Linked DNA regions of Homo sapiens: region 1 is linked to region 2. A link is a loop called in an ENCODE intact Hi-C map of the cell type or tissue named here. Cell type or tissue: PC-9. All regions are shown on one strand. Each heading gives the region's core, and the rest is flanking DNA. Links, peaks and the distances in the headings are about the cores only. Region 1 overlaps KCNK5 (potassium two pore domain channel subfamily K member 5). Region 2 has its middle 34 kb from the start of KCNK17.

Region 1 (15,326 bases), core at 4,483-9,482, 76 kb after region 2:
CGCCTCGTCAGCTTTCATTTCTGCTCTGGTCCTATCCACTGGAAAACTTGTAAGCACAGCCGAGGCGAGCGCACCCCCTGGACCAGCTGACAGAAAGCATGTGTTTGTGCAAGCCGTGTGATTGCCTTGCCAGGTCAGTCCTCGTGGACTCAGATTGTTCAGCAGTGGCTCCCTTGGAGGTGGACCAGGCTGTAGAAAGAGAATCCTTTTTCATTGATCTCTGACTTGTTGCTCATAGTCTCCAGATTCCTTCTAATGGCCTGCTCCAGCCCAGCCTCCCCACTCTGCGGGGAAGCACCAAGTATCCCTCAGCTCTTATGGTTCATAATGTACACTGATCAGGTGATTTTACCAGCTAAGCAGGTATTTCTCTTCTTAGGGTGAAAACTATCTTCCCACCACAAATCTAGAAGGAATGGAAGAAGGGGACGGCTAAAATTTTCAGTTTTCCAGGTTTTTTTAGGGCCCATGGTGGGGGTCCCGGGCCAGGAAAGGTGGAGTAGGGGAAGGGGAGGAGGGGCGGGCACTGTTTTTAGGATGGGTGGAACACCTGACTGGGAAATTGCTCTGGTCCTTGTTCATTCATGTCTTTTGAGCCTCAGTTCCCCATCTGTGTTTTGGCTTCTTGCTCTGCTTCATGCTCCATTGCTTGGGCTTGAAGGAGCATGGAGTGAGCCCCTGGGACTGTCCTGGCCTCGCTGTTGGTTTGTTGGCTGCTTTCTCTGCCATCTTCTGCTGTCATGTCCCTCTTTCCCGACTCCTGCCTGTCTCTTGTTAAACTATGAGATCCTCCTGAGCAGGGTCTGTGTCTTGCACTTCCTTTATTTTGCCCAGTGCCTGGGCACATGGTTGGTGTTCAGCAAACACTTGATGAATCAGTCGACCCTGGTTTGAGCTTCATTGAGCAACAGAAGTTTGTCCATGACTCTGGCCCCATCGTTGTTGGGTTAATAGGTTGGGTGGGTTGCCCTGTGCATGGGTCGGGGAGCTGGTGCCTGGCTAGATCTGGCATTTATAGCAGGTGTGCCCAGCTACATTTTTGTGCCTCCAAAGAGGGGCATGGCCCAGGGGTCCCTAGGGGGAGTGAAGGTGACGAGAACCCCCTGTTCTACCACCTTGCCCTCCTGTTCCCCTACTCTTCCTGGGAAGTAGCCAGGAGCCTAATTTTACACATGGGGAGAGGGCCAAGGGACTGTGTCCTGGCAGTCCACTGCTTGGTCAGTTGTTTAGCTCTCAGCAGCCCGGGATGAAGGGCTCTGCTTCAGCAGGCTTGAGGGGAGACGGACCTCCCTGGGCAAGTCTGACAAGTGGCTGCCCCTGTTACCACTCACTGAAAACAGTTCACAGGGGGACAGGATGCAGCTGTGTGAGGCATAGGGCCTGCTCCCCTGCCTGACTTAGAAACCTGGCACATTACTTTCCCTTCTTTCATTATATCCTCCCGGCCACATACAAAGCACTCTTACCCCACAACCCTGGACGTTTGTAAACAAGTTCATGCATCGGGAGCATCTCTAACTTGCCTATGCACCAGCCTTCCTGCTCTCTATCGAGCCTTTTGATCCATAACCTTGAGAATTGATGAGGAGGTGGCATCGTTCCCGTTTTACAGGTGAAGAAAGCGCAGTCATGACTCCAGGCTAGGGAGTAGCCAATGCTATACAGGCTCATCTGTCAAATGTTCTTTCACTCCACCAGGAAGGCTGAGGCCTTGCCAGAGCCTGGTTGGGTGTTAGGGGTTAAACAGGCTTGGAAACGTCTGTGCTTAAAATCCCAGCCCTTGTGGAGGAGAGAAAGGATGTGTGTGTGTCTGAGGCATGGCCCTCGTTCCTTCTGCCTCTCGCATTTCACAATGGGGCTATGTCTCAGAGTGAAGAATTTCCATTTCCTGTTGCCTGGCCTCTCATCCTGGGCCCCAGGTTAGGGGAGTTGGAGGTTTTTCCAACCCCCACCCCATCCCTCACCTCAGCCTAGCCTCTCTGTACTAGGAGGGCCTGGCAGTATTTTTCCATACCTTCAGCACAAAATGGCTCTGTTTCTTAATCCCAGTCACGTCCCACGCCCCAGTTGGCTGGGGATGGATGGTGGGCGGGGGCAATGCATACAGGGCAGAAGAGGCAGGACAGCTGTGCCTGGCTGGCCTGTCTGCTTCCTGGCATACCTGGATGGTGAGGGCAGGGGTAGTGCATGGTCAGGGGATAGCAGCCACATGTATAGGCTCCCTCTTCTTTCCTACACTATTTGGGGATCGTCTTTGAATTGCAACCCTGTGGTTTCCAAATGGGGGCCTTGGTGACCAGAGCCCCTGGGGTAACTGATGTGTGGCCTGAGATCTGAGTCAGGGAGCCTGAACTTTAGGGTAATACTCCTAAATACTCCTTTTGCTTTTTTTTTTGAGACTGAATCTCTCTCTGTCACCCAGGCTGGAGTACAGTGGTGTGATCTCAGCTCACTGCAACCTCCATCTCCCGGGTTCCAGCACTTCTCCCTGCTTCAGCCTCCTGAGTAGCTGGGACCACAGGCATGCACCACCATGCCCAGCTAATTTTTGCATTTTTAGTAGAGATGGGGTTTCACCATGTTGGTCAGGCTGGTCTCAAACTCCTGACCTCAGATGATCTGCCAGTTTCGGCCTCCCAAAGTGCTGGGATTATAGGCATGAGCCACTGTGCCCAGCCTCCTTTTGCATCTTGCCCAGTGATTTTGAGGTTGTTGGGCATCGAGATCTTGCTCTTGTCTCTAATTGTGACTCAGTCTTCTGGTGGGGTTTGCGTTCAGGATCTGGGGGTCATCATGGCAGAAAGCCCCCTCCCCCCCTGCACAGAATGCCATCCATCCCAAGATGTCTGTGCTGGTTTGCTGGTAGTTTCTTATACAATTTATTCCAGAGAGGATGGAGGCCAGCTGTTGTCTGTCTCAGACGCAGACTGAACCAAAGGAAATGGGCTTGGACTGCAGCCGGAGGGATTTAGGTTAGAGTCAGACAATAAGGAAGGATTTCGGGACAGGTGGTTGGCTCTCAGGAGGATCCTGCAGGGGGCTTTGAGAAGAAAGATGGGGGCAAGATCATGCTCAGAGGCCGTGGGTGGATGAGAAAACCAGCTCCTTGAATGAGCTCCCTGGGGGCCCGGTTTGGGTGGGAAGGGGAATGTTGTGTATTAAGCAGGCAGGGAGCTTACTTCATAGGGGTAGAGAAACCCAGTGGCCCCACCCCTGGTACAGGATTAATCCCATCCTGGTTCCTCATAGGCTTTTCTTTTTTAATTAATGAAGAGGTTTACAGTTTAACCACTTGATAATCTTAAACAAACTGTAATAAATGGGTAGGCTTAATAATCTCTTATCAGAACCTCAGCCCTCAAGGATGGCAGTTACTTATTACCCTAAGCTGCCAGCCACAGGCACAGGGGGAGAGGGAGGAGGGAAGAGCAGGTGAGGAGGCCCCTGGGTTGGGGAATTTGCTAGGTTGTCAGGGGCATTCTGAGAGGCAAGAGGTAGGGTAGTGTCAGCCCCAACTGTGTTCAAGGATACAGGTGTAACCTAGAGAGACAAATGTGGCACAAGGGTCAGGAGCCAGCTTCCTCCCAGGGAGGTAGGAGTCTGGCGGTATTGGCGGTGGTGAGACTTGTCCTTAGAGCCCCCGGCAAGGGGGCCCAGGGCAGGCAGATGTGTCCAGGAGAACAGGACTGGCAGCCACAAGGACTAAAGAGCCTCATGGATCAGAGCATCCTTCCTTCCCACTGCTGGAAGGGCAGGAAATCAGCAGCAATGCATGGGGAGAGCTGGGGCCATCAGGCCTTCAAACACCCTGGTATCCCTCAGCTCCTACCCCCCACCCCCGCCACCCACCTGCCTGCTTCCTCTGGAATCCTGATGGTTCCAGAGTCCGCAGGGGAACTGACTCACCAGGGCTAGAACCTCTGGGGGCTTTGGGCTTGCAAACAGGTAGGGTAGGGAGGAGACCCCGGGGCCTGGAAACAGTCATCAACCCGCACTGTGCCTGCACCTGTCTGGGCTCCCTGCCTTCTCCAGTGGAGCTAGAGCCCACCGTCCAGCCTTGGAAGGCACACGTCTTGGAGACTCAGTCATTCATTGGCAAATACTTGAGCACATACTAGAGCTAGGTTCTGTTCTGTGATTAAGGGATCCATGAGTCTCTCCTTGTAGGGCTCATGATCTATTTAGGGTAGATAACTAGGAAGCCAGAGAAACAGATGCCTAGTAGAATGTCAGGTAGTGATGAGTGCAGTGAGGTGAGGAGCGGGAGCGGGACGGAGGCTTAATATTCCAGGTGGCATGGCCTCTTTCAGGAGGGGACATTCAGGTGAAACCTGATTGAAGTAAGAGTGAGCTGCAGGAAGGCACCTGCAAAGGCACAGGGGGGTGAACTGCTGAGCCGGAGGGACTGGCCCATGCCCAGGAGGTGGTAAATGGAAGGAGGGCATTGCTGTCAACACCTAGCCCAGCTCCCCAGCTCTGGAGGCCACATGCAGCAGACACAGACCCTCAGAATGGAGGTGTCCTCCCCAAGCCCCTTGTTCTATTCACAGAGCAATAATAGTCACATTTATTTTCCTTCCCAGTGCTCGTTTCTGGAACACGCCCCATGTGCCCAGCACTGAGCTGTTCATCATTTTTTTGTAATCGACGCGCCAACACAGTGAAGCCATGACTCTTGTTTTCCAGATACGGAGTGTTAAGCTCAGAGAGGTGATAAGACATGCCCCAGGTAACCCGCTAGTGGATGCTGGAGTCAGGATTTTGAACCCAGATGTGGCCTTTCCCCTCTGCCCTCTCCCCTGTGCTGCTCAGAGAGGGCCCCACACTTGATATTTGTGTTGGAGAGACTGGCCAGCCCAGCTTGTGTGCCAGTGCAGAGCTGGGTTTGGGAGGACAGGAAGCAGGCCAGCACGCGAGGGGCAGCTGGGCGGCCCGGGAACTGCACCTCCCTCAGGTCATTGGCCCGGGATGGGAAGGTGATGAGTCAGCAGTTCCCACAGCCACCTTTCTGGCCTGCTCCAAGGACTGTTTTTAGAAACCTTGAGTGGCTGGTGGCTTCCTGTAGCTGATCCTTGACCCCACCCCAAGGTCAAGGTAAATCTGAGGCATCTGCAGGGGAATGGGGTAGGGAGCGTAGGCACGCGCTTACCCTAACTCATATAGTCAGGTCAGATCCGTGGGTATGACCGCACAGCACAGCCCTTTATCTCTGCTATGTCACCAGTGTCTACCTGCACATTCCCTGCTGTGCTTTGGTTGGTGTTTCTCAGCCCAGTTCCGGGTGGCAAGTGGAGGGCTGGTTGTTCTGTGGACAGGGCCTCACCTGCTCTGCTGGGTCACCAGCTTGCTGTTTGGCTTCACCATCTTTCTGTTTGGCTTCACCATCTTTCTAGCCTCTCTATAGATTCCTCATCTACAGAATGGGAATAGTGTATCCATTTTGTCTGGTTTCCCTTCAGGGTCTTAGGTCTCAGATTAGACGGTGGAAGAGGAGTTATGGGTGTGAGAGGTGCTTGATGAATGTGGGGTTTTGGTGGGGAAATGCTAACTCAGGCCCTTATTAACCAAGTCGGGGAGGAATGAGCCAGGCCTGAGAGCACTGCTGGCTTCCCTGGAAAGGACAATGTGCCAGGGGCCCAATCCAAGTGCAGGGGCTTGGGCTAGAGCTCTCTAACCCCACCTTAGAAGTAAGGCCTCTTCCTAGTGACCCACAGCCTTATGGAGGAATGGAGGAGGCTGCTCTGCCCAGCTGGACAGGCTCAAGGGATCCCAGCTAAAACTGTTTCCTGTCCCTACTGACACTGTTGTCCCACTAATTGGGAGACACCCCTTGGCATCGCTCAGGGCAGAGAGGTGTCAGACACCCCTGGGATCTGAACTCTGGGGGCAGAGAAGGGGACAAAGTCACAAATCCAGGCCTCAGTGTCCCAGATAGGGCAGAGACACCAGCACAGGACCATGGACCTGGGCCATAGCCACCCTGGGCAGGGCAGTGGTTGTGAATTGGGGTAGAGAAGCTATAGGTAAATGAAGGATGTCCCTCTTGTCATTTAAGCCTCCCTGGACACATCCCACCTTCCCTGAGAAGATGAGGCAGGGGTAGATTTTGAGAGCATGGCCTCAGAGGGTCATCTGGTATGTGTGTTTGAGAGGGAGGGGGCTCTTTCCTGCTCCCCAGGCCCACTTCTCAGGCACACAGCAGTGCTGTGGGACCAGGAAGGGGCCCTCGAGGTCCCCTGTGTCTGCCCGCACAGGGATTTCCAGTGTCAGTCACTGATCAGCTCAGCCCTCCAGGTGCCTGAGAGCTCACGCTGACATTCCATCCTGAGCTTGGGCCCCACCAGCCCTTCACTGCTTGCCTTAGCCAAACCTGCAACCTCAGGTCAGCTCTGCCCTGGGCTTGTTCTCACAGGAGGGATGCCCAGCTGCCCCCCTGCCCTGGGGGATTACCGTCCCAGCCTGAGAACAATGCGGGCAGGGTCACCTGCCTTGTTTTCTTTGTTCCTCCCAGTGAGGACAGGGCTCCCAGGCCTGTGAAAGTCAGAAGCCCAGGGTTTCTGCTGAAAACCTGCTCCCATCTGGCAGGGGCTTGCCCTCCTGAGCGTGAGACCTAGCAGTGCCTCTGGGCTCTGCAGAGACTGCTGAGAGATGGCCCAGGAGGGCAGGCTGGGGGAAGCCCAAAGGTGGACAAGAGGACAGTTCTGCCTGTGTGCATGCACAGCCTGCCCCGTGCTAATGTCAGGGGTGGGGCTGCGCTCAAGTCCCTAATGAGGGAGAATGGATTGGATCTAGGGCAGTGCGTTTGAAACTTGGCTGAACATAAGATTAGAATCACCTGGGGGAGCTTTGCAGCATCCTGGTTCGCAGTTCAAGCCCCAGACTATTTCTCTTGGCATCTCTAGGGGCAGGACCCGGGCAGGAGTATTTTTCCAAGCTCTCTCAGATGATCTCAGTTTGTAGTCCAGGTTAAGAAGTAGTATGGTGACTGATGAGCTAAGTCCTGAGGATAGAAATGCATTTTCTTGAATGTGCTATGGAGAGGAGGTAGGGGAGGTATCACCTGCCCAGGCAGGGGGACTCCAGTAGTCATAGTCCAACCTCCTCATTGTACAGAGAAGCAGGCAGGCAAAGCAATCAAAGATTCTTCGAGGATCTCAAGACAGTACTGGCAGAGCTGAGCTGAGCCTGGGTTTTTAGGCCCTGCGCCGACGTCCTAGCACACCAAAGCCTCCAGCCATTGATTTGGCCTGCCTGCCTTCTTCTCAAATGTGATCCATACTCCAGATAGATATCAGAGCAAATCTGAGAAAAGAGATAAGCAACCACAAGTTAACAAAGTCCGCTTTGCAACAGCCCAGCTCTGGTCTTCGAGGAGACGGGTGTGGCCCTGCTGCCTTTCGTCCAGTATCTGCTCCTTCCCTGGGAGAGACAAAGCTCAGGCGAGCTGGGTTGGCTGCTGGTGCAGGTATCAGGGTGGCACCACTGGGCCCTTGCCAATACCTTGCTCGTAAACTACAGCTGCCCTCCGAGCCACACCCTGGTCACCTGACCCGGGGGGAGAGGCAGTGAGGAAAATACCAAGAATTCCTTCTCTCTGCCCTGCATACTCCTTTTTAGACAGGAAGATGGAGAAGGCCTGAGCCTCCCTCCCCCTGTCAGCTTCCACTAGGGCAGCCCCTGCATATTAGAATCACTTCTGGAGCTTTTTAAAAGTTGTGCCAGGTCAACAGAATATCTGCAGTTGGGGACCAGGCATAGCATTTATTTAACCTCCAAGGGGATCTACTGGGCAGCCTGTACCGAGAGCCACTGCCCATTGTCTTGCTTCATGTTCACGCTGGGTGGGGGCTGGGAGGGAGTTGGACTAGAGTTCAGAGAAGCTGCCATCTAACACCTCCTGGCCTCAGCCTCACCTGGGGAGGTACTGGCGGCTGCCAGGGGTGATGGGGGGGAAGTGGTGAAGACAGGATGGGACCAGTGGTGGCATTTCTTTCCCTCAGCAGCCCTGCCCAACTTGCTTGGTTGGACGAGAAACTGGCCAGGGTGGCTGTGAGCCTCTGAGGGGCAGAGGCCAGGAGAGATGGGGCCTCTGAGGGATGGGGTGAGGCATCTTGGGCTTGCCCGTTTCCCTCTGCCCCTGACTCCCAGCCATCAGGTGGCCAGGGAACATCTCTGGAACCACAGTCCCTTCCTCCATGTGGCCTGAGGGAGCTGATGGATCAGGCTGAAAATCGACAGTTTTCTCTGTTAAAATGGGGAAATGGGAAGAGTTGGCAGTTGTGAAGAAGGTTAGGGACAGTGTTCTCACCCTTTCCTGTCTTCCAGGCACAGGGCTTGAAATCCCTAGTCCTTCTCTACTGCTTGTCCAGGACATGCCAGCCCATCTGCTTCAGCTTTGGGGGTGAGCAGCTTTGCTCCTGGGTCTCAGATCTCTGCAGGGTCTTGTTCCTGACGGACACACGTGTGAATCACAATATTGATTGCAGATACATTTATCCAGTGCTTACTGAGTCCTAGGTTCTTTTCATGTGTGCAGAGTAGGTGTTATTTTACAGACAGAGAAAGTAAGGCTGAGAGGCTGAGTTATTTACCCAGAGGCTTGCTGCCAGCCATCGAGAGACCCCTCTGATTCAAATCCAGGTTGGTTCCACCTTTTCCATGAGCACAGGTCTGCATTTGGAAGATGGCCCTGTGGCTTCCTAGATAGAGCTAAACCTGAGCTGCAGAGGCCCTGCTGCCAATGGGATTGATTGAGTGCCCTCAGAGAGGAGGGGCTTTGGGATTCAGTAAGGAAAGTGGTCAGCTGGAAGTAGATGTGCAATTTCTATTGACTCTTCTGTTCCTTTGCCTGCTCTCGGTACATTTACTGCCCTCGTGGAGTTTCCCAAGGGGACAGGCCTCCCTGCAGGAAGGACAGTCCCAGTCACCTGAGGGACCTCTCCCACTCCACTGCTGATTACTCTCCCATCTTGAACCCTCTCCTCTGGGCTCTTGTCTGCCTCCCTCACCTTGCCCCTTCCCCAGCTCCTGCCCCCTGCCCTCTCCTCTCAACCTGGTGATCCCCACCTCTGCAACCCAAGACCAGTTGGAGGCTGGTGGTTTCAGCAGCCCCTGTGAGCCCCGCCGCCGCTGGGGTCTGTGCCTCTCCTTCCTGCCCTCTTGCTCTTCAGGCTTCCACCTTGTTTAACTGATGAATTTAGTGAAAAGCCAACTGCAGAACGATGCTGGAAGTGGTTGGGGATGGAGGGGCACTAGAGGACAAGTTAGTTGAGGCCAGGGAATATACCCTTATTTATTTAAATGTATTTATTCACTCATTCAGTAAATATTTGTTGAATAGCTACTGTGTGCTAGGCAGTGTTCTAAGTTTGGGGAATACATCAGTGAAAAACAAAACAAAAGGCCCTGTCCCCATGAAGCTGGCACTCTAGGGGAGTCTCTGCATGTCTGTGGATATTGCCTGGTAGGCCGTTTCACTTGCACCTAGAAGCTCACCTGCATGCCTTTCACCCCCGTCTCTAGATAGTGCAGAGGTTAGAAGCCACCTGGGCCCTCATCCCAGCTCCACAACTAACTAGCTCTGTGACCTTGGGCAAATGCTTCTGTAAGATGGGGGTAGTAATACTTTAAACTAAAATACAGTAAACTTTAGAGGGTACTGGCATTTTGTGAGATAAGTAAAGTGCTTGGATTTAGGTGCTTGTCTTCATAAGTGCTTAAATATCAATGTATTATTTATGAAATAAGAATGAATAGCCATGCCCACACCCCTTACAAGGTTGCTGGGAAGGGAGGTGAGAGGAATGATAAGTTTCTTTCTGTACTACCAAGCACACGCACATAAGAGGGTCAGCTCTATTTTCCCTTCCAGGGCCCAATTTTACCATCCCTCCGCAGGGCCAAGTGAGCTTTGACACAGTGAATTAAGAATTGATTGCTGGGAGTGGTGGCTCATGCCTGTAATCCCAGCACTTTGGGAGCCCGAGGCAGGTGGATCACCGGAGGTCAGGAGTTTGAGACCAGCCTGACCGACATGGAGAAACCCCGTCTCTACTAAAAATACAAAATTAGCTGGGCATGGTGGCACCTGCCTGTAATCCCAGCTACTCGGGAGGCTAAGGCAGGAGAATTGCTTAAACCCGGGAGGCTGAGGTTGCAGTGAGCTGAGATCACGCCACTGTACTCTAGCCTGGGCAACAGAGTGAGACTCTCATCGCAAAAAAAAAAAAAAAGAAGAAAAAAGAATTGATGCAGCTGGGAATGGTAAAGGAGGGTTGGCCCATGAACCCATTAACCCATTAACCCATTAACCCATGAACCACTGACAATCCAGGAGTCTAGCAGAGGCTGGAATGGAGGAAGACTGTTAAGGCTGTATCCTGCAGAGCAAGAAAGAGTCCTGTGATCCTAAAGTGATGGCGGCTGTGGAGCTGGAGGCAGGGCCGGGAGTAGCTCTATGGGTGCCAGATAGCTGTGATCCCAACAGGCTAACATCTTGACTTTGGTTTCCCTTACCCCACCCCGTAAAGGGGAAGCCCCCACCTTGCCCTGCCTGCCCATGTCTGAAGGTGGGTGGCATGTCCCAAAGCCCCAATCTAGATCCCTCTCTCCAGGAAGGGGATGCCCCACCACTGCCAAGGGAAGCCTCAGATCCTTGGGGGATGAGGGGATGTCTGGGAGTCAAGATTACTCAGTCAGCACAGTGAGCACCTGGGAAGGTGGGGTTGGGGCAGCTGGACATCTGAAGCTCTGGGCAAGGGCACACATGGCTGTTTCCTCACTGGAGCAACAGCATGAGAGCTGGTCAGAGTGGCTGGACTGGTTTTAGGGCACTGTTTTTTCAGCTGGTGGGAAGTGGGTGGGAGTATGCACAGGCCTCTTTCCTGTGGCCTTTATGGGGACAGGAGATAGGAGAACAGCAATTAGGACCCAGATGGGCCTGGGTTCTAGTCTTGGCTTCACTGTTTTTAGCACTTTCTTAACCTCTGTAAGCCTCAAATCCTCAGTTGCAAAATGGAAAAAAATTATAGTATCTTCCCAGCAAGAATCTGTCCTCTCTAAATGAGCTAAAGGCACATAAAATGCTTTACCCAACTCTTGGCACATAGGAAGCCCTCCGTAAATCACAGCTGCTTTATGGTGACGGTGATGGAGACAGGGAACTCTACTCCGTTCCCAAACAAGAGCTGGGCCTGAGCTTTGTGCAGGCTCCCCTTTTCCCATTACTCTCCAGGCTTGTATGGAAAATGAAAATATTGTCTCGTGTGAATTTGGGAGCCAAGTTAAAGAATCCAGCCAGTGAACAGGGGCCGCCTCCTCCCGCGAAAGCTGTTTCCCTAACCCCGAGGACGGGACGCCTTGTCTGACAGGGTGTTTACCTGGCTCTCCCATGTCCCTTCCCCTAACCCAGTGATGGCCTTAGTCCTGGGTCAGCTTTTCTGTTCTGGGAGACCAATTAAAGCCCCCTCCTCTTCCTGCATAATCCCAGCCATGATCAGTGAGGTATCCACAGATACACACAGTGGGAATAGGGAGCTAGCACCCCAAATTCACATCCAGACCTCAGCTCCCTGAGCCTGGCTTTCCTCCTCTGCCAAGTGATGCCTGGCAGAATGACAGGAAGAGCCAGTTAGGTAACGTGTGTAAAAGCCCCGGCGAGGGGTGTCTGACATACAGCAGCACTAGCACAGCTTCTCTCCACCAGCACTTGGGTGGAGCTGAGCTGATTCCCAGGCCAGCTGCTTGGGAACCACAGCAGAGGAGGCAACCGCAAGGGGCAGTGGGGCAGCCCAGGGGCAGGCAGACCCAGGCAGATGGAGGCAGGGAGGCTTGAACTTGCAGACTTGAAACCAGACAGTCTACAACCTAGCCCAGTTCTGCCAGGTAACCAACCTCTCTCCGCCCAGTGGGTGTAATTGCCACCACTGGGTCTTTGCAAGGAATGAGTAGTGCTTGCAGCCCCGGGGAGTTAGGGGCTCTCTCCAGTGCCTCCTTTGCCCGCCCCTTGTTGGGCAACCACAGAGGGATACTAGAAGTCATGGGGAAAGCACATAATGCTGTGGCTGCCTGATAAGCCAGGGCCTGAGGCTGCCAGCTGGTCCCCAAAGGGCACACCATCAGTGGGGTGAAGGGTAGAAAGCCCAGCTCTTCCACCTCTCCCCACTCCCAAACTTAATGCCTTCTTCAGTTACCCTGTTTTGCCAGTTCTTTTGTTTGATGTCTCCTTAGCACTTACTAAATGATTCCCAAATCACAGGTTACCTTTGGCACTAGCATTTCCCAGGGGGAGCATTTTTGGCCTTGTGGGTGTGGTTGTCCTGTGAATTGCAGGGCATTTAGCATCTCTAGCCCCTTGCCTTCTCAATGCCAGAGCATCTCCCATCACCCATTAGAATAAACATAAGAGGAGGGCAGGGATTCCGTCCGTTCACTGCAGTATACTCACTGCCTAGAACAGTGCCTGGTACATGCAACATTCCTCCTTAGAAAGCATTTCCAGACACTTCCAAAAGGCACTACCACCCCAGTGGAGAACCCCTGTTCCAGACATACCTTCCACAACACCCTTGATGGATGCTGGCTACCCTGGTCTAAATACTTTGCATTATCAGAAATTGATTACTACAAGGAGTAGCCCTTTGTAGACTCATTATCCAAAACAGCCACCCCATCTCCCCCTTGGACTTTGGCCTGTTGGTTAGCATATCATGTGAAGTCTGACACCCAGAATGAAACAAGGTGCCCCATATATGGCCTGACCCTGCAAGCAACAGTGGGCTTGTTACCTCCCAGCCCTGGATAGACCTGGAGTTGACATAGCCTGAGATTGCATTTACTTTTCTTGTGACAGCAGGACAGTAGGATTACTGTTTGTTGATCCATGGTCAGCTAATATCCAGGGACTTTTCCCTTCAATCCTCTACCAGTCTTTTCCAATCCAAAGTATAAGACTTAAACATTTAAGTGGATACTTGTATGTTGTTGATTTTGGCCCCTATATCCAGCCAGATGATTTTGAATCTTGATACTGCCATTGCTATGTGTTAGCTATCTTCCCATCCCATCCTTATCCCCAATTTTGCATCCACTGCACATTGGATTAGTAAACCATCTCTGTCCTCACTGTGCTGTGGTTTAAAATATTGAAGAAAACCAGGCCTTAAGCATGATGGTGGAGACTCAGTCTGGGTTGATAATGATCAATACCTCCTAGGGTTGTTTGTCTGCCTTTGAATGGACCCAATTAATCCTGGCTCCACTGACATTTCTGTGTCTTGTCCACATGAATTTCTTTAATCCCATCTGTTAGCTGCCTTGCTGATATCTAGATGGATTACATTCCACAGAACTTCAAGGCTTTGCAACCCTTTGAAAAGGAGATGCACTTAGCTGAGCATGACTTGTTCTGGGTGAATCTGTGCTAGTTTCTAGTGCCCACTACTTCCTCTTCTGCATGTTCCAAACATTCTCCTCTCCCCATTTTGAAGTTTGCAAGAGTTCAGGTTTGTTTTCTGAATTTCTAGAATCCACTCTTTTCCTTTTTGTGAAAAATGGGAACAGCTTGTCTTCTGACATCTTTCCTGTTCCCCATGATTCCATGGGGATGACCAGAGGTGGTGCTGCAGCCTCACCTGTGATCAGTGATTCAATTATCATTTCAAGATGTTCTTGTATGTTCTTATATACTCTTTTCTTGTAGGCCGGTCCCATTCAAGATCGATATCTGAGGTAGCAAAGGTAGATGCCAAAGGAGAGCTGGGTGGTTCCGCTTTCTCTGCCATCTGTTTAACATTAACGTGGCCCTGGTACTTCCTCATTCTCTTGCTCCAAACAGATTTGATGTTTTCAGAAACCCATTGGATGGTCCTTAGTATTTGTTTTAGCTCTCCTGTTGGCCTGTTAGTATCTAAATGTCCTTTAGCCATTTCACATTGAAATGGTCTGGCCAGCTAGACAGAGAGCTCTCTGAGGGCAGGGGCTGCCTTGGCCAGAGTTTGATGCGATGGTCCCCACTTTCCACTTTGATGCTGCACAGCCTTCGTAGCCTCGGAGATGCTGTGAAATGCCGGAGGAGGCAGCGCAGTGAGCTGTGTGGTTTGATGGTCTGACAGACAAGCGTGCCATCATGGAAAATTCTTTGCAGAGTGTGCAGATCCATTTACGCAGGCCGGCTGCTGCTTCTGCAAATTACACTTTCCTTCAGAACAACCCACCCATGCCCTTTTTTTCCCACCAAACCTCAGTCATGCTCTGGGTAGGTTAGAAACAAGGTTTTTTTTGTCTCCCTCTGTTTCCATCCCTCACTCTTCTGTCTCTTCTCTCTCAGTCCTTGTCTTGGTTTTTATAGGCAATTTGGCTGAATGCCTAGCTTCTGGTCTGGATGGCCTACCCATCTGCAGGCGCTCCTTGGGGACAGGACTTGAGCCCCAGATTTAGAGTCCCTTCTTATGTGACTTCTGGGGTCCAGGCCCTGCCAGCTGATAAAGCCCCACAGATAGGTTGGAGCCAGTGGTGATAGCAGAATTGGGGCCTAGTCAGATGGAAACAGGTTTGCAGCTGTCAGTATTGTAGGAGTAGATAAGTTCCCCACACCTCTGCCCCACCGCTCCTCGCACTCTCCAGGGGGACATCCCATCCCCAGGTGGCCTCTCACCTGCTATCCACAGTTACTGGAAGCTCTTTGGGGATTGATAGCACAGTTATGAGTCACCCTGAAATGTACTCACCCTCTGATCTGTCCCTTCCCAGACAGCTGCTCAGCCCAGGGCAGAGAGAGAAAGGGCTACAGGGAAGGGAGGGAAGTGAGATCCCACAGGGGAGAGGGTACATTAGAGTCCTAGGCTGGGGGAAAGGAGGACCTGCTGATTTGCATGCCCTCCGAGGACAAGTCAACAGGGCACTGAGCTGACCTGAGCAGGTATCCTACAGTAGGCTGAAGGGTATATGGGGGGCCCCTCCCCAGCCAACCCTGAACAAGGACCTGGTCTCTGCAGGTAGAACACCCTCCATGGAGGGCTGGGTGAGGCACAGGGGACCTCCTTGTGTGTGTCTGCCTCACATGTGCTTTTTTTGAGAGGCAGAATTAATCTAGTGCAGTGGTTCTCAAAGTGTGGTCCCTGTCCACAGCATCACCTGGGAACATGTTTAGAAATGTTCCTTCTAGACCTCCTAAATCAGAAACTCGGAGTAGTAGGGGCCAGCAGTCTGTTGAACAAGATTTCCAGGTGATCCTGGTGCATGCTAGTAAGTTGGAGAAGCATTGACTCAGTGAAAGAATGAACTTTGGAGCCAGATTGCCTGGGTTCATATCTTTACCTTGGGTAAAT
Region 2 (15,326 bases), core at 4,412-9,411:
GTTATCTCTGAATCAGATTTCTCCTTTGAGTTCCTAGAGCTAAGCAGTCAGCATCATCCCCTTCTGCATCATCTCGTGGTTCAAGATGGCTGCTTGAGCTCCAGCCATCTGGTCTGCATTCAGTCAGAAAGGAAGAAGGAAAAAGGGGAGAAGAACACACGCCACACTCCACACCATTTTAAGGAGATTTCTTTATTAAACAGCCAGTGGAACAGTTTCTTACATTTCATTGGTTAGAACTTGGTAGCACAGTCACATCTCCCTTCAATGGAAACTGGGAAATGTAATCTCTTAGCAGGTGACAAAGTGCCCATCTAAATAGTGAGATTATGTTATGAAAAGGTAAAAGATTGAATAGTGGGAGAAATCAGGAGTTTCTACCACAATGCCCCAGGTCATAAACATGATCTTACCTCCAAAACAGGCCCAGACAGGGAAATCTATAGAGGGTAAAAGTAGATTAGTAGTTGCTTAGGGCTGGCGGTGGGGAAAGAGGGGTGGAATAGGAAGTGATAACAAGGCCGGGCACGGTGGCTCATGCCTGTAATCCCAGGACTTTGGGAGGCCAAGGTGGGTGGATCACCTAAGGTCAGGAGTTCAAGACCAGCCTGGCCAACATGGTGAAACCCCATTTCTACTAAAACTACAAAAATTAGCCGGGTGTAGTGGCGGGCACCTGCCTGTAATCCCAACTACTAGGGAGGCTGAGGCACGAGAATCGCTTGAACCCTTGAAATCTGGAGGCAGAGGTTGCAGTGAGCTGAGATTGCACCATTGCACTCCAGCCTGGGTGACAGAGTGAGACCCTGTCTTAAAAAAAAAAAAAAAAAAAAGGAAGTGATAACTAAAGGATACAGGGTTTCTTCTTCTTCTTTTTTTTTTTTTTTTTTTTTTGAGATGGAGTTTCGAGCTCAGGCTGTAGTGCAATGGCATGATCTCAACTCACCGCAACCTCCGCCTCCCGGGTTCAAGCAATTCTCCTGCCTTAGCCTCCCGAGTAGCTGGGATTACAGGCATGCGCCACCACACCTGGTATTTTTGTATTTTTAGTAGAGACGGGGTTTCTCTATGTTGGTCAGGCTGGTCTCAAACTCCTGACCTCAGGTGATCCGCCCGCCTCAGCCTCCCAAAGTGCTGGGATTACAGGCGTGAGCCACCACGCCTGGTCCAGGGTTTCTTCTTGAGGTGAAGAAAGTGGCCAGGAGTAGTTGCTCATGCCTGTAATCCCAGCACTTTGGGAGGCTGATGGAGGAGTAGAGCTTGAGTCCAGGATTTCAAGACCAGCATGGGCAACATGTTGAGGCCCCATCTCTACAAAAATAGAAAAATATTAATGGAGCATGGTGGCACACACCTGTGTTTCTAGGTACTCAGAAGGCTAAGGCAGGAGGATCTCTTGAGCCCAGGAGGTTGAGGCTGCAGTGAGCCGTGATCTTACCACTACCCTCTGGCCTGGGAAACAGAGGGAGAACCTGTCTCAAGAAAAAAGAAAGTGTTCTAAAATAGACTGTGTTGAAGTTGGCGCATATCTATGAATTATACTAAGAACCATTGACTTGTACAATTTAAATGGGTAAACTGTGTGGTATGTATATTATATCTCAATAAGCCCATTTTTAAAAAAACAAAACCCACTAGAAGATAAACTTCAGGAGGATGGGACTTTGCTAGCTCCTGACTGTCTCTGGCGTGTGGTGGGCACCCAGGAGCTGTTTTGTGACTGGTAAATGAATGAATGCTTGACCTCTTTCTCCCAACCCCTCACTGCCAATTCAGTGCAAAATCCTATTGTTTGACCTCTAAGTTCTGGCCGCTTCTCCCCAGCTTCACTGCCACCACGCAGTTTCACACTACCATTTTCTCCATCTCACAAGAGCCCCCTCCCATCCATTCTCCACGCAGCTGTCACAGAAGCCTTCTAAAAAGACAGAACTGATCTGTCCTGCCTCTGCCAAAAATGCCTCAATAATTTCCCATTGCTCCCAGGACAATGTGCAAAACCCCAAACATGGCCTCCAGGCCACCTTGCCTGCCTTGGCTTCTCCACCTACCTTGCCTGCCTTGGCTTCTCTGTCACCACCATACTCTGCTCTCCCCTCTCTGCAGTAGGTATCAGCTCTCCTGGTTCCTCAGACACTGCCTAGAACATGGGCAGAGCCTCCACTCACCCCATCCCACACACCCACTCTCCTCTCCAGTAGAGCTCAGCTCCAGGCCATCTCCTTACAGGGCTTCCCAGAAAGAGGCCATAACCCGCTTCGTAGGTCCTCACATCTCCCTGAAATCTCATGGCACTTACCATGCAAGCTTGTCATTATATATCTATTTGGGTGTTTATTTCAATTCAACTCAACCAATATTTATGGATGACCTGCATGCCAGGTCCTCTTTCACAACACCTCCTCCTGGTCCCATCCCCAACCTACAAGGGCTCCCTGTCTGCCTCTGTCCCTTTGCCCCTGAGAGGCCAGGACCAGCCCAGCCAGTAGACTCCTGGGCAGATAATGACAGCAAAGACACAACAACTGGCCATGCACAGTGGCTCACACATGTAATCCCAGCACTTTGTGGGGGCCAAGGTGGGTGGATCACTTGAGGCCAGGAGTTCAAGACCAACCTGGCCAGTATGGCAAAACCCCATTTCTTCTAAAAATACAAAACTTAGCCAGGCATGGTGGCAGGCACCTGTAATCCTAGCTACTTGGAAGACTGAGGCAGGAGAATCACTTGAACCCAGGAGATGGAGGTTGCAGTGAGCTGAGATCGCACCATTGCACTCCAGCCTGGGCGACAGAGCAAGACTCTCTCAAAAACAAAAACAAAAACAACAAAAAGACGCGATAACAACTGCCACCCAGTCCAGCCTTTCCAGGGCCCGACTGGCCCAGCAGTCAGGGCCAGTGAGGAATGGATGGGCAGAGCATGAGCTGGGCACCTGGACAAGTTCTAGATCAGCTCTGCCACTGGCTGGACATGAGGCCTTGGGCCAATCCCTGCCCTCCCTGGACTTCAGTGTCCTTATTTATAAAAAGAGTCTCTCGGTCTGACTTAGGAGAGTATTCTTTGAATCAATGACCAAGATCTTTATAAAAAGTTCATGATGACAGGGCTTCGGGTTTCACTCATTCACTCTTCAATCGTTGATCATTGATTCATTCATTAATCGCCATATATTTATCAAGCATCTCCTCTATAACAGGCCTTATTCTAAGCTGAGTTGTCACAGGGACCAAGACAATGACAGGCAGGGCCTATTGAGGATACAGATATGGGGCCACGGACACAAACACATCAACAGGCAATCCCAGTTCTGTGTGTGAAAGGAAAAATATAATGTTCTTTATTCTTTTTTTTTTTTTTTTTTGAGACAGAGTCTCACTCTGTCGCCCAGGCTGGAGGGCAATGGCGCGATCTCTGCTCACTGCACCCTCCGCCTCCCGGATTTAAGTGATTCTCCTGCCTTAGCCACCTGAGTAGCTGGGATTACAGGTGCTGGTCACCACACCCAGCTAATTTTTGTATTTTCAGTAAAGACAGGATTTCGCCATATTGGCCAGGCTGGTCTTGAATTCCAGTCCTCAGGTGATCTGCCCACCTCGGCCTCCCAAAGTGCTGGGATTGTAGGCATGAGCCACTGCACCTGGCCATAATATAATGTTCTTTATTTTCTAATAATGCCATCTTTATTTCAAGTGCTGCCTCAAATGAGGTAGAAGGAGAATATATCTGTTGTCAATGCTGCCTACTCCTTTTCTGCCATCACCTCCTTTCTTCTAGTCCAGGAAAAGTATTTATCAAGTCAAGGAAGGGATGGGGAGCAGGGTGGGATTCAGTTACTGTGGATATGTAACAAAAAAATTCACAATTCAGGCAGGGCTCAGCGGGGACACTTCTGTTCTGCTGGGCATCCGCTGGGGAAGCTGGAAGGCTGCAGCAAGATCATCTGAAGATTCACTCACATGCCTGGCTGTTGGCTGAAAACTTAGAATATGTACAGGTGGCCTCCCCATGTGGCCTTGGCTTCCTGACAACACGGCGGCTGGTTTTCAAGGGTGAGTATGGACAGAAAGAGAGAGAGAAGCTGAACTGCTGCAATGACCTACCCTGGGAAGATTAGGCTTGCGCCACATTCTGTCCACCTAGTCGTCTCAAGATCCCACTCAGTTTCAATGGGATGAGGAAATATCCAACTCTTGATTGGAAAGGTTCTGGAAGAGCATGTGGAAAAGAAACTATGGCCATGGCCACGTTTGAAAAATACAAGCTACCACAAGAGTGGGGAATGGTCCAGTTTACTTTTTTTTTTTCTAATGTCTCCCCTTTTTTTTTTTAATGACTTAAACCTTTCAGTTCCCCTAAGGGCTTAGGATTCAGGACACAAAGTCCAGTGACTTTTCTGCTTTCTGCTTTGTCATGGTCCTCCTGAGGAAATAAGGACCTCAGTTAACATCTAGCAAGTAACACCAACCAGGTGGAAAAGTGCTCTGAGAGCCACCCTGGCCTGAGGAATTGGGAAGCTGGGAAGGGAGGAGGAAGGAGAAAGTGGCCAGATGTGGAAGAGACAGGTAGGGCAATGAGGGACAGAGGGACGTCAGGGTAGATGCTTAGTGCTCCATGCAGGGAGGGAACAGCATGTGCAAAGCTGCTAAAGGAAAAAAAGAAGAAGTCAGCATTGAGACAGAGCTGAGAGACGAGGAGGGTGAGATTGGCAAACCAGTTAAACTTTATATGAGGAGTCTGGTGTGAAGTCATGGAAGGAAGGGTTTTAAGCAAAATAATGTGATAAGATTTGTATAAAGCCTACCTTGAATAAAGTGAAATGGATTCAAGAAGCATTTGAGAAGCAGAAATATTGGGTCTTGTTGATGTATTGGGTATGGAGGAGGGAAAGGGAAGCTTCCCCCAGGTGCTCACAGCACCTCCTTCTCAGGGTTTGCCCAGATTCTGGCCAGGAGGCCACAGCCACTGCCAGGAGCCAGCACAGCCCACTGCATGCCTGCAAAGGCGGGCCATGGCAGGACAAGACCTCCTGGAATGGGATGAGACATGCACTCCCAACTGTCCACAGCTTCACTAGGGCCTTCATCCGTGAGCAGGATTCCCGTCTGTTCTCTCCCCAGGAGCAGAGCTCAGTAGCCTCTGACAAAGGGACTTCTCAGCCAATGATGCGGGAGTAGAGGCCTAGCAGGCTGGAGGGCAGTGGGGAGGAGGAGCTGCAGGGCATCCTGCAGCCAGAGAGCACCCCCTGGGTGAACAGGTGACCCAATCTGCCTTCCACAGGAATCACCAGGAAAGGTGAGGCCAGGAAGGATAGAGACGCTTCTTGCACACCTGAGTGGGGAGATGCGTCTGCATTGGGACCAAATCTGAAGTTACCTGGGCCCCTGGGCCACCTGCTCTGGGCACCCAGCACTAGCACCATTGTGCCCAGGGCAGGAAAGCCACAGGATGAATGTGCCCCACCTTCCTAGAGCAGCAATTTGGCTCAAAGAATGTGAGGAAAATATTATTTTCACATTAAACAGTATGATGAAGTAGAATGTAAGATGCCTGTGTGGATATTCAATAAACGGAAGACTTGCGATCCCACTGGTGCTCTGGGTTGGCTGTTTTGAGCCAAGCCCACGCCCACACACAAGCCTTCAGGGGAATGTGGTGTGGCTCCTTCAGGTGCCTCTCTGGTGGAAAAGTCTGAGGAAGATCACAGGCTTCGTTAACACCCGCAGTCCCGAGGATGGCTCTGCAACAGGATCTGCTGCTGGGAACGAACAGCAGTGTGTGGAAGGGGCCCCCAGGCCACACAGGTGTCACCTCAAGGAGCAGCTCCCGGTCACCCACAGCACTGAGAGGTGGTGGAAGTGTTGGTAGTGTCTTTCACTGGTGGAAGGTGACCTCTCCTGGAGCTGGTCTAGGCTCCCAGCAGGTCGTTCCTGTCACCTATCCTGCCATGGCAGCGCAAGTCAGTTCTCTCTAGCCGGCAGCTCCCATTGGGGATTGCAGCCAAGGAGAGTCCAGGTGGACTTTAGTCAGCCAGCAGTGGAGAGGAGACAGGAGAGAAGCCCCTCCTTGCACAGTTGACTTGGGCTCTGGTTTTGCTGGCAGTGCCCAGTTCTGGCACCTTTGCCCCCTGGTCAATGAGTACCAGGGTGGCTCTGGGTCAGAACAGTGACCAAAGGGCTGGGTGGGAGTGGACAGGTAGTGGGAGGGGCAGTGAGAGATGCAGGAAAGGGCTGTAGCCCTTTGTGGTCTGACTGAGAGAAGGAGAAAGGAACGAAGAGCAAGCACAAGCACGGGGGAGAAATGAGGGACTTTCTGTGTCGTCATCTTTTCCTGGTGTGAGGAGAGACCCTACCAGGCGGACCCAGGCCATCTGCTCTGCTCTAGTCCGTGGGCCCAATAGGACCTCTGCAGAGGTACCCAATGGCCCATGGCTACAGTGGACCTGGTACAGAAGAAAGAGAGCTGTACCCACTCCTCAGGAAGCCCCAGTAGAAGGGATAGAACGAAGATACAGCCCCGTCCTCAGGGCCCTAGTCTGAGGGGAGACGCAGCCCCGTCCTCAGGGAGCCCCAGTCTGAGGGGAGACGCAGCCCTCTCCTCAGGGAACCCTAGTCTGAGGGGAGACGCAGCCCTCTCCTCAGGGAACCCTAGTCTGAGGGGAGACGCAGCCCCGTCCTCAGGGAGCCCCAGTCTGAGGGGAGACGCAGCCCTCTCCTCAGGGAACCCTAGTCTGAGGGGAGACGCAGCCCCGTCCTCAGGGAGCCCCAGTCTGAGGGGAGACGCAGCCCTCTCCTCAGGGAACCCTAGTCTGAGGGGAGTGGTCTCCTTAGGTCCCTGCAAAGGCCCTTGCCTCCCTCACCACCTGTACTTCTGTGGCTTTGCTCCAAATTCATATAAACTGAGATGGGAAATCCTAGGAACTGAAACACTGTTAATCACCCTTTATTATTGCCCTTCCCTGGGTGACTCAGCCGTAGGAAAATCACAGCTCCTGAAGTGAACCCGGAAAGAAAACTGAAAGGGAGAGTGATGAGTGAGAGTCAGCTACTGCCACAGCCTTGGCAGCCACATAGCCTTGTCCCCAGAGGTTGCTGCTCTCAGCTGGTCACAGGCAGCTCCTGTACGGACAGAGGCAATGGGGTGGGTCTGGGCCAGGGGACGCCCAGTCCCCAGGGAGCCCCTGCAGCAGGGCTGGCCCTAGATCCATGCAGGGGCCAATGCACAGTGGTGAAAGCCTGGGGTGATCTCAGGGCCAGTGATTTGCTGTCCAAGCCTCTGACTCCTGCCCTTCCTGACTCAACCACATCCGGTTTGGGCTCTTGCAGGCTCCCACCTGGAACGCCCTCTCTTCCCTCCTGCGTGCCACACCCCGCTCTCTGGCAGCCCCTGATGTCCTCCTCAGAGCTGTCCTCACACCCTCTGTCTCAGCCCTTCTGGGTACTTGCTGTCACCTGACTGACTTGGGGTATGTGGGGTCTTTTGTCTTTTCTTCTCACTTGGACCCTGAAGCCTCAAGAACAGGTGCTTCCTGCAACAGAATGTGCTCAGCCCTTAGGAAAACCTGAATGAAGGAAGGAAGAAGGAAAACCAGAACCCAAACTTTTAGTTTTCTTGGCAGAACCAGAGATTGGGGGCCATGAAATGCTACGGGACACTGACCTGGCTGCCTTTCCCTAGGAGTGTGAGAGGACGAAACTTCTCCAAGCTAAAGGGGGCTTAGAAATCACTTGAAAACAAGCTCTTTTGAGGGGAAGGACCGGCCAAGGCCACCCTGCTTGCCAGCAGCAGAGCGAATGCTCATGCCGGGGTCTGCTGCCTCACTCCCTCTGCCTGACCCTCCACCCTTGTACCTGGACCCTGGGCTTTGGGCCAGGCTGAAACCCAGAGCAAGACATACTGTTCTGTGCTACTCCAGTGGGGCGAGGCGGGCAAGGCAGCCATGGCAGTGGCTGACCTGCTCCACCCACAGTGGGCACATTTCATCACCATGAGGGCTGGTAGCTTCTGTGGCCCAGGGAAAGCTATGCTTTGCAAACACTGAGCTACCTGGATCCCCATCCTGGTTCTTATGCAAGCACTCGGAACATTCCAGCCCCAGCCAGTGGTGAGAGCACAGCTGCCTGGATACCCTTCTCCTGCCAAGGCAACTCCTGGGGTCACTGTAGCCTGAGGTCCTGGCATGGGCTGCTCAGGAGGGGTCCTGCCCAGTTTTTCCTACTGCCAATGGCAGCAGTGTTTCCTACTGCTGATGGCAACGGTGTTTGGAGATAATCATAAAAATTATGATTCTAGGTTACTCTACCTGGCACTTCACAAACATTTTATCACCTAGTCCTCTTATGAACCCAATGAGGTAGCTACTGTTATTATCCCCATCTTTCAGGAGAAAGGCATTGGGGCCTGAAAGGGGCAGAGACCTGCCCAGCTGGCACAGCCAGCGTGTGGTGGAGTCGGAACTGCCCAGCTCCAGACCCTTGTTTTCCCTCACCGCACTGCCAGTGACCCAGCTGCTGCCACACCCTCCACCCTCGAAAGTGCTCCCAAGGAGAAGGCCACCTGAACTTCGGGCACGAGAAACAAGCCCTCTGGATAAGTTACAAAATGCTACAGGTGCTGGGGAAATAGGTGGTGCCAGGACCCTCTGCTTAGCCATAAACAGTGCATATTGAAACCCACTTAGGTCGGGTGTGGTGGCTCACACCTGTAATCCCAACACTTTGGGAGGCCGAGGTGGATGGATCACTTGAGGTCAGGAGTTTGAGACTAGCCTGACCAACATGGTGAAACACCACCTCCACTAAAAGTACAAAAAGTAGTCAGACATGGTGGCACGTGCCTATAGTCCCAGGTACTCAGGAGGCTGAGGCAGGAGAATCACTTGAACTCAGGAGGTGAAGACTGCAGTAAGCCGAGGCTGAGATCGCACCACTGCACTCTAGCCTGGGTGACAGACTGAGACTCTGTGTCAAAAAAAAAAGAAAAAAGAAAAAGAAAAAGAAACCTACTTAGGATCTCCCCTCTGCCTGATTCACCTGGTAGGGAAAGAATAGAGATGAGAACTAGCATTTGGCATCAGAGAAGCATCCACTGGGTGCCAGCCCTGGGACAGGCACTTATAAGATGATGACATTCAGCCCCAGGCAGAGCAGGTAATTTGGAAGTTCTTCTGTGTTTGAACCATCTGTGTGATGTCCTGAGGGCAACAGCCTCTACTGAGGGTGCTCAGGGCTCCACCCTTTGATCTTTCCTTCTCAATACTATGATTAGAGACCATGATCAAGACACACCTACCTACTGAGTTTCGAGGCCAGCAGGGTGGGCTAGCTAACACGGTGGAAGACAGGCTAACACGGTGGAGGTCAGGATCTGGATGGCAGTCTGCCCCATCAATATGAGTTGGTGTCCTTCAACATTTCCTACAATGGCCATCGAGGCCCTATTTGTGCCAGGCCCTGGACACCCGAATGGACAATAAGGGGTCACAGCCCTGGATGCAAATTGAGGGGGTTGAGTAGAACCACAAGAGCTATTGCCAGCTTCAGAGGCCACCCCCAGGATAGAATGATTAACTTGTGGGGAGGGTCAAGAAATGGTGTACAGGAGAGAGGCTTATCTGAGCCCAATTTTGAAAGACAAATAGAATAATAGGGTTCCTGCCCATGTAACCGCAGGATTCGTGTGAGAATCAGATGAGATAATGGGGACAGAATCTTGTGACAGAATCTCTTAAATCTTTAAAAAAAATTTAAAAACAACTTCTATATTTCCACTGGTTAGGAAATTGAAGCCCAGAAAGGTGGTATGACTTGTTCAAGGTCAACCAATGATTTAGAGGCAAATGCAAGACTCAAGACAGACCTTCTGATTCCAGCACTGTGTTCTGGCTTGTATTAGTCCATTTTCACACCGCTATAAAGAACTGCCTGAAATTGGGTAATTTATAGAGAAAAGAGGTTTAATTAACTCACAGTTCTGCATGGCTGGGGAGGTCTCAGGAAGCTACAATCACGGCAGTAGGGGAAGCAGGCACGATCTTACATGGTAGCAGCCGAGAGAGAGAGAGAGTAGGAGGAACTGTCAAACACATAAAACTATCAGATCTCGTGGGAACTCACTCACTATCACAAAAACAGCATGGTGGACACTGCCTCCATGATCCAATCACCTCCCACCAGGTCCCACTCTTGACACATGCGGATTATGGGGATTACAATTCGAGATGAGATTTGGGTGGGGACACAGAGCCAAACCATATCATAGTGCCTCTAACTGACTTCCATTGCCAAAACTGCTTGTCTAAGTATCTTGTTTATGAATGTTACTATAGAGTGGTGGCCCTTTACACTGTAGTATGAATTAGTGGCCAGCATGCTTGACAGAGAGCGCAGAACAGGGCAGTGAGGGAAATGTAAAAGTGGGAAGAGAGGTTGGAGATGAGAAAGAGACAAGTTGGGAATATGTAAGGCTGGGGGCCAGGAGGAACATTAAACTTCCTAGGGGACAGGTTTGTCCCCCATTTAACATTAAATTAAATGGGGGACAAGGAGGTTTGCATGGAAGTAGGAAGAGAGCTCAGGAAAGAGAGGTGAGGGTGCCAAACACAAACTTTACTATATGATCTGAAGGCCCTGTGTCCAAACCCTTCCTCCCCAGAGTGAGGAGCTGGGCCTGGGGTAAGACAGGAGAGACCTATCCTATGGGCTCTCTCTGAGCCTCCAACTCCACTGAGAGCTGTCCTGGCGGGAAATGGGAGTCTCACCTCCATATTCCCTTCCTTGTACAGAAGGGAAGAGGAAAATAAATAAGAATAGGAGATCTTCATTCAGGCTTCATGGGCCATCCCTGCCCCCACCTGGAGAGGAGGCTTGCAGTGACTCTTCCTTGTTTACTAGAAACCATAAGCTGGCAGTGAGGATTCTTGTTCATTATACCAAAGTGCAGAGTCTAGAGCCTCATCCCCCAGGTTAACTGGGCTCAGAGGATAATCCAGTCTTTTTTTTTCTTTATCTGTCTTCATTTTTGTTGACTTGGCCCACTCCACCCTCTCTCAACCTACATGATCAAGCCATAGAAGCAAATTTGCAGAAGACAAAACAAACAAAAATGTAAAGCAGAAAATTTGAAATGCTCATTATTCCACTCCCTAAGTGAATAAATTATTGGTTAACACTTTGGCACACTTTCTCTCTGTCTTCGTACCGGAAACATACCTGTATATTTCCCAGGAGACCAGATGGCCTGTGTAAAGTCTTCATATGCAGCTCCCTGACTCATAGGGGTGTAGGGAACAGTTTTCTTTTCTTTTTTTTTTTTTTTCTTGTTTTTTTTTTTTGAGATGGAGTTTCGCCCTGTAGCCCAGGCTGGAGTGAAATGGCATGATGTCGGCTCACTGCAACCTCCGCCTCCCAGGTTCAAGCGATTCTCCCGCCTCAGCCTCCCAAGTAGCTGGGATTACAGGCATGTACCATCATGCCCAGCTAATTTTGTATTTTTACTATAGATGGGGTTTCACCATGTTGGCTAGGCTGGCCTCGAACTCCTGACCTCAGGTGACTCACTTGCCTCGGCCTCCCAAAGTTCTGGGATTACAGGCGTGAGCCACCAGTCTTCTTTCTTAAAAGCCCCTTGGGCACCCATAGAAAGGCTGGTCTGTGCATCTTCCTGGTGGATCCTGGTATCAGATCATTTGCATGTATTGACCTTTCAGGCTGATATACATGAACATCCCTGGGACATGGACCAAACCCTAATTCCACAAGTGCAGACAGTCCTTCCACCTCCCTGCCACCACCCACCAAGCTGGGAACTTGAGGATTCTCTGCAAATCCTACTCTTCCAACCTGTCCCTTAATCTAGAGGAACTTCGTCAACTTCATGCCCGTCTGCTGTGGCCTCAGAGTTGGAGCCTTCTCTTATTCTCAAAATTAACAGCGTCTGTCTGGACCTGGTCCATTCGGGGTAGTTCAGCTAATCCCTGCCAAGCTAGCCTGAAGGCACTTATACTCCATGGGTCAAAATGTCTTAATGTGCAAACTAAAGATGCTAACTGATAATAACAGTAGCTGCCAATCACTCAGGGCAAGGCACTATACTGGGTTCTTTAGATTATTGTCTTTACAGCCCCATCAGAGGACACTCCTAGATCCCACTTTACGGATGGGGAAACTGAGACTCAGAGATGTAGGCTGATTTGCCTAATGACACCTGGCAGGGGAGTCCAAAGCCATGGGACTTTCCCATGGGAAAGGAATGGGACCTTCCCATTCCTCTCCACTGTCTCCATGATGCCCAGTGAAAAACATTTTAATATGTCAGTGCCAGATGGAACTTTTGCTCATCCCAAGATAGCTCCATAGTAGTGCACTATCCTGACATAATTCCCACAAAAAGCACAAGATCTCACCTCTTAGTTTACCTGAGTGGCCTTTTCTCAGCTAAAAGCACACATCCCACGAGACTATTTAAATCTTGCAAACAGCTCTATCACCTCTGTCACTGCCTTCAAGGATGCCCTGGGAACCCCAATTTGGAAACATCTAGCAAGGTCAGCATATCCAGTCACTGGCCTCCCACCAGGTGGTCAGTTATCTTGGGGATCTCTGTCCCATTCAGTCACTCATTGGTGAGTTCTTGAGCATCTGATATATGTTCAGGACTGAGCTTTACATAAAGGTACGGCTCAGACCCTGCCCTCGGGCACTCACAGGGGTGTGTGTGTCTGTGTGTGTGTGGTTCTTTGTAATCTGGATGTACCTGTCCATGAAATGTCACAGGTCAGGTTATCTGGGAAGAACCTGCAGAGATGAGGAAAGGTTTGCTGGGGAGTGAGTCCGAGGAAAGGAAGCAGGCAAGAGCAGGATTGGGCAGAGACCATGAGACCGTGAAGCAGATCTGACCCCTATCCACCAGCCCAGTGGGGAACTCCTGAGCAAAGACTGCCCATTAGAGGAACCTTGAGTTGGTAATGGCCAGGTGCTAGAGCCACTACTGTGCTTAGCCACCTGAGTCAAGGCCAGTGAGGCAGCCAGGGCGTAGCATGTAAGGAGGTGCTTGCACACTCCTGCAGGTGAGCACATCCTTAGATTCTTTTTTTTTTTTTTGAGATGGAGTTTCATTCTTGTCACCCAGGCTGGAGTGTAATGGCATGATCTCAGCTCGCTGCAACCTTCACTTTCCAGGCTCAAGTGATTCTCCTGCTTCAGACTCCCGAGTAGCTGAGATTACAGGCGCCCCCCACCATGCCCAGCTAATTTTTTGTAATTTTAGTAGAGACAGGGTTTCACCATGTTGGCCAGGCTGGTCTCAAACTCCTGATCCCAAGTGATCCACCCACCTCAGCCTCCCAAAGGGCTGGGATTATAGGCATGAGCCACGGCGCCTGGCCCACATCCTTAGATTCTGTGCCCTAGGTGCTACACTTCTCACCCTAGTCCCAGCCCTGTAGTCCCTGAAGGGGCCAACAGCTAGAACTGTCAGCACACCACACCTCACGCCAGGCAATCATCCTTTCTTGCAGGGAGGTCTGCATGGCTCATCCCTGCATCTACCCCATTCTTTCATTCAACAAATACTTATTGAGCATCTCCTGAGTGACAGGCTTCAGGGATATAATACTGAAAGAATCAGACCCAGGCCCTGTGCTCTTGAGCTTCCTATCTACACATCTCCCTGTGCTTATTTGTGAATGTGCCTTGGTGTCTGTGTGTCAGAGTGAGGGTGTGTCGGGATGTGTCGGCCAGACCTTTGGCTCTGTTATGTCCTCGTGTGGGTGCATGGTGAGGCAAAGGGGCTCTGGAAGGATTGGGGAGATTTTCAAAGAAGCTGCAGCTTCAGAAGAAAGATGAGAGAACCAAAGAGGGAAGCTTGTAACTGGGAAAGCAGGTCAGTGTGGTCAAGCCGAGTCTGGCAGGGCATTTCCATGCACAAATGAGTAAGAAGCCAGAATGAGCGAGGAGGGCTCATGCAATCCTGGGCTGGGCGGCTGGGCTCTGGCCAGCAAGGAAAACTTTCTGCTTCCCTGAGAACCAGGGAGTGAAGGGAGGAGGCAATGAAGAAAGCCCCAAGACCAAGAACCAGGGCTGGCAGGGTGGGGTTCAGACTGGGAGGAGTAGGCTGGCGGGGGAGGGCAGGGGCATGAGAGCCTGCTGGGTACCAGCACAGGCCCACCCCTTTCACTGGTTGATCGGTCACCACTGGCTGTGAGCCACATGCAAACTGTGCATTTGAATAAGAAGTAGCTGGCCGAGCAGGGTGGCTCATGCCTGTAATCCCAGCACTTTGGGAGGCCAAGGCAGGCAGATCACTTTAGGCCAGGAGTCTGAGACCAGCCTGACCAACATGGTGAAACCCTATCTCTACTAAAAAAAAACAAAACATGAGCCAGGCTTGGTGGCACGCACCTGTATTCCCAGCTACATGAGAGGCTGAGGCATGAGAATCGCTTGAACCTGGAGGCGGTGGCTGCAGTGAGCCAAAATTGCACCACTGCACTCTAGCCTGGGTGACAGAGTAAGACTCTGTCTCAATTAAAAAAAAAAAAAAAGGGTGGGGGGGCTGGGCGAGGTGGCTCACACCTGTAATCCCAGCACTTTGGGAGGCCGAGGCAGGCGGATCACGAGGTCAGGAGTTCGAGACCAGCCTGGCCAATATGGTGAAACCCCGTCTCTACTAAAAATACAAAAATTAACCAGATGTGGTGGCTCACGCCTGTAGTCCCAGTTACTCAGGAGGTTGAGGCAGAAGAATCGCTTGAATCTGAGAGGTGGAGATTGTAGTGAGCAGAGATCATGCCAGTGCTCTCCAGCCTGGGTGACAGAGCGAGACTCCATCTCAAAAAAAAAAAAGAGAAGTGGCGGTAACATTTGCATAGTTCTTTACATAATGATCCCACTCACCTGTTCCCCAATGCCTAGGATCTGGGAATCCTATTGTCCCCTTTATCTTCTTCTCCCCTCAGCCCATCAGTCTCCAAGACCGGAAGACTCCACAAATCTGGTTCTTTACCTGTCCCCATGGCCTCTGCCCTAGCCTGGATGGACCATGATCCCCTCTCTGTCCCTTGGTGTTAATGTTCTCTCGCCTGCCTGTCTCCCATCTTCCTTCCCTCTCTGATTCATTCTCTTTGCGTCAAAATGTATCACAGCACTATTTTTCCTAAACCCCATTGTCCTTGAGACAAAGCCCCATATTCTCACACATACACAGGCTGTCCTGCCTGAGCACTCTTCCCTCTGCCTGAACACTCTTGCCCCAACTAATTCCTGCTAGGACCTTCAGGTTCAGCATATGCATTGCCCACTCTGGAAGACTTCCCTGGATTCCCAACC

What was found. A loop is a pair of places that touch in the nucleus more often than their neighbours do. Peaks named below come from ENCODE experiments on the same cell type or tissue, not always from the same donor. Only the 100,000 strongest peaks of a DNase experiment are listed, where the experiment ranks them.
Region 1: it touches region 2 in a loop (7-fold over the local background); 1 of 110 quality-filtered maps calls a loop at or near these places.

Annotation. Positions count from the first base shown.
Region 1 is chr6:39,196,160-39,211,485 of GRCh38, reverse strand. The region is part of intron 1 of KCNK5 (potassium two pore domain channel subfamily K member 5); the gene reads left to right. Among named protein-coding and RNA genes, the nearest start is that of KCNK5, 26 kb to the left of the region's middle. RefSeq lists enhancers at 1,027-1,567, 1,596-2,553, 6,394-7,353, 7,354-8,313, 7,255-8,454. In PC-9, for the core only: no CTCF peak of the experiment used is centred there; DNase peaks (open chromatin) are centred at 7,475 and 7,905; H3K4me3 peaks cover 1,733 bases; H3K27ac peaks cover 4,356 bases.
Region 2 is chr6:39,272,325-39,287,650 of GRCh38, reverse strand. No RefSeq gene overlaps it. Among named protein-coding and RNA genes, the nearest start is that of KCNK17, 34 kb to the left of the region's middle. RefSeq lists enhancers at 13,677-14,176, 14,177-14,678. In PC-9, for the core only: no CTCF peak of the experiment used is centred there; DNase peaks (open chromatin) are centred at 7,130, 7,200 and 8,020; H3K4me3 peaks cover 799 bases; H3K27ac peaks cover 3,098 bases.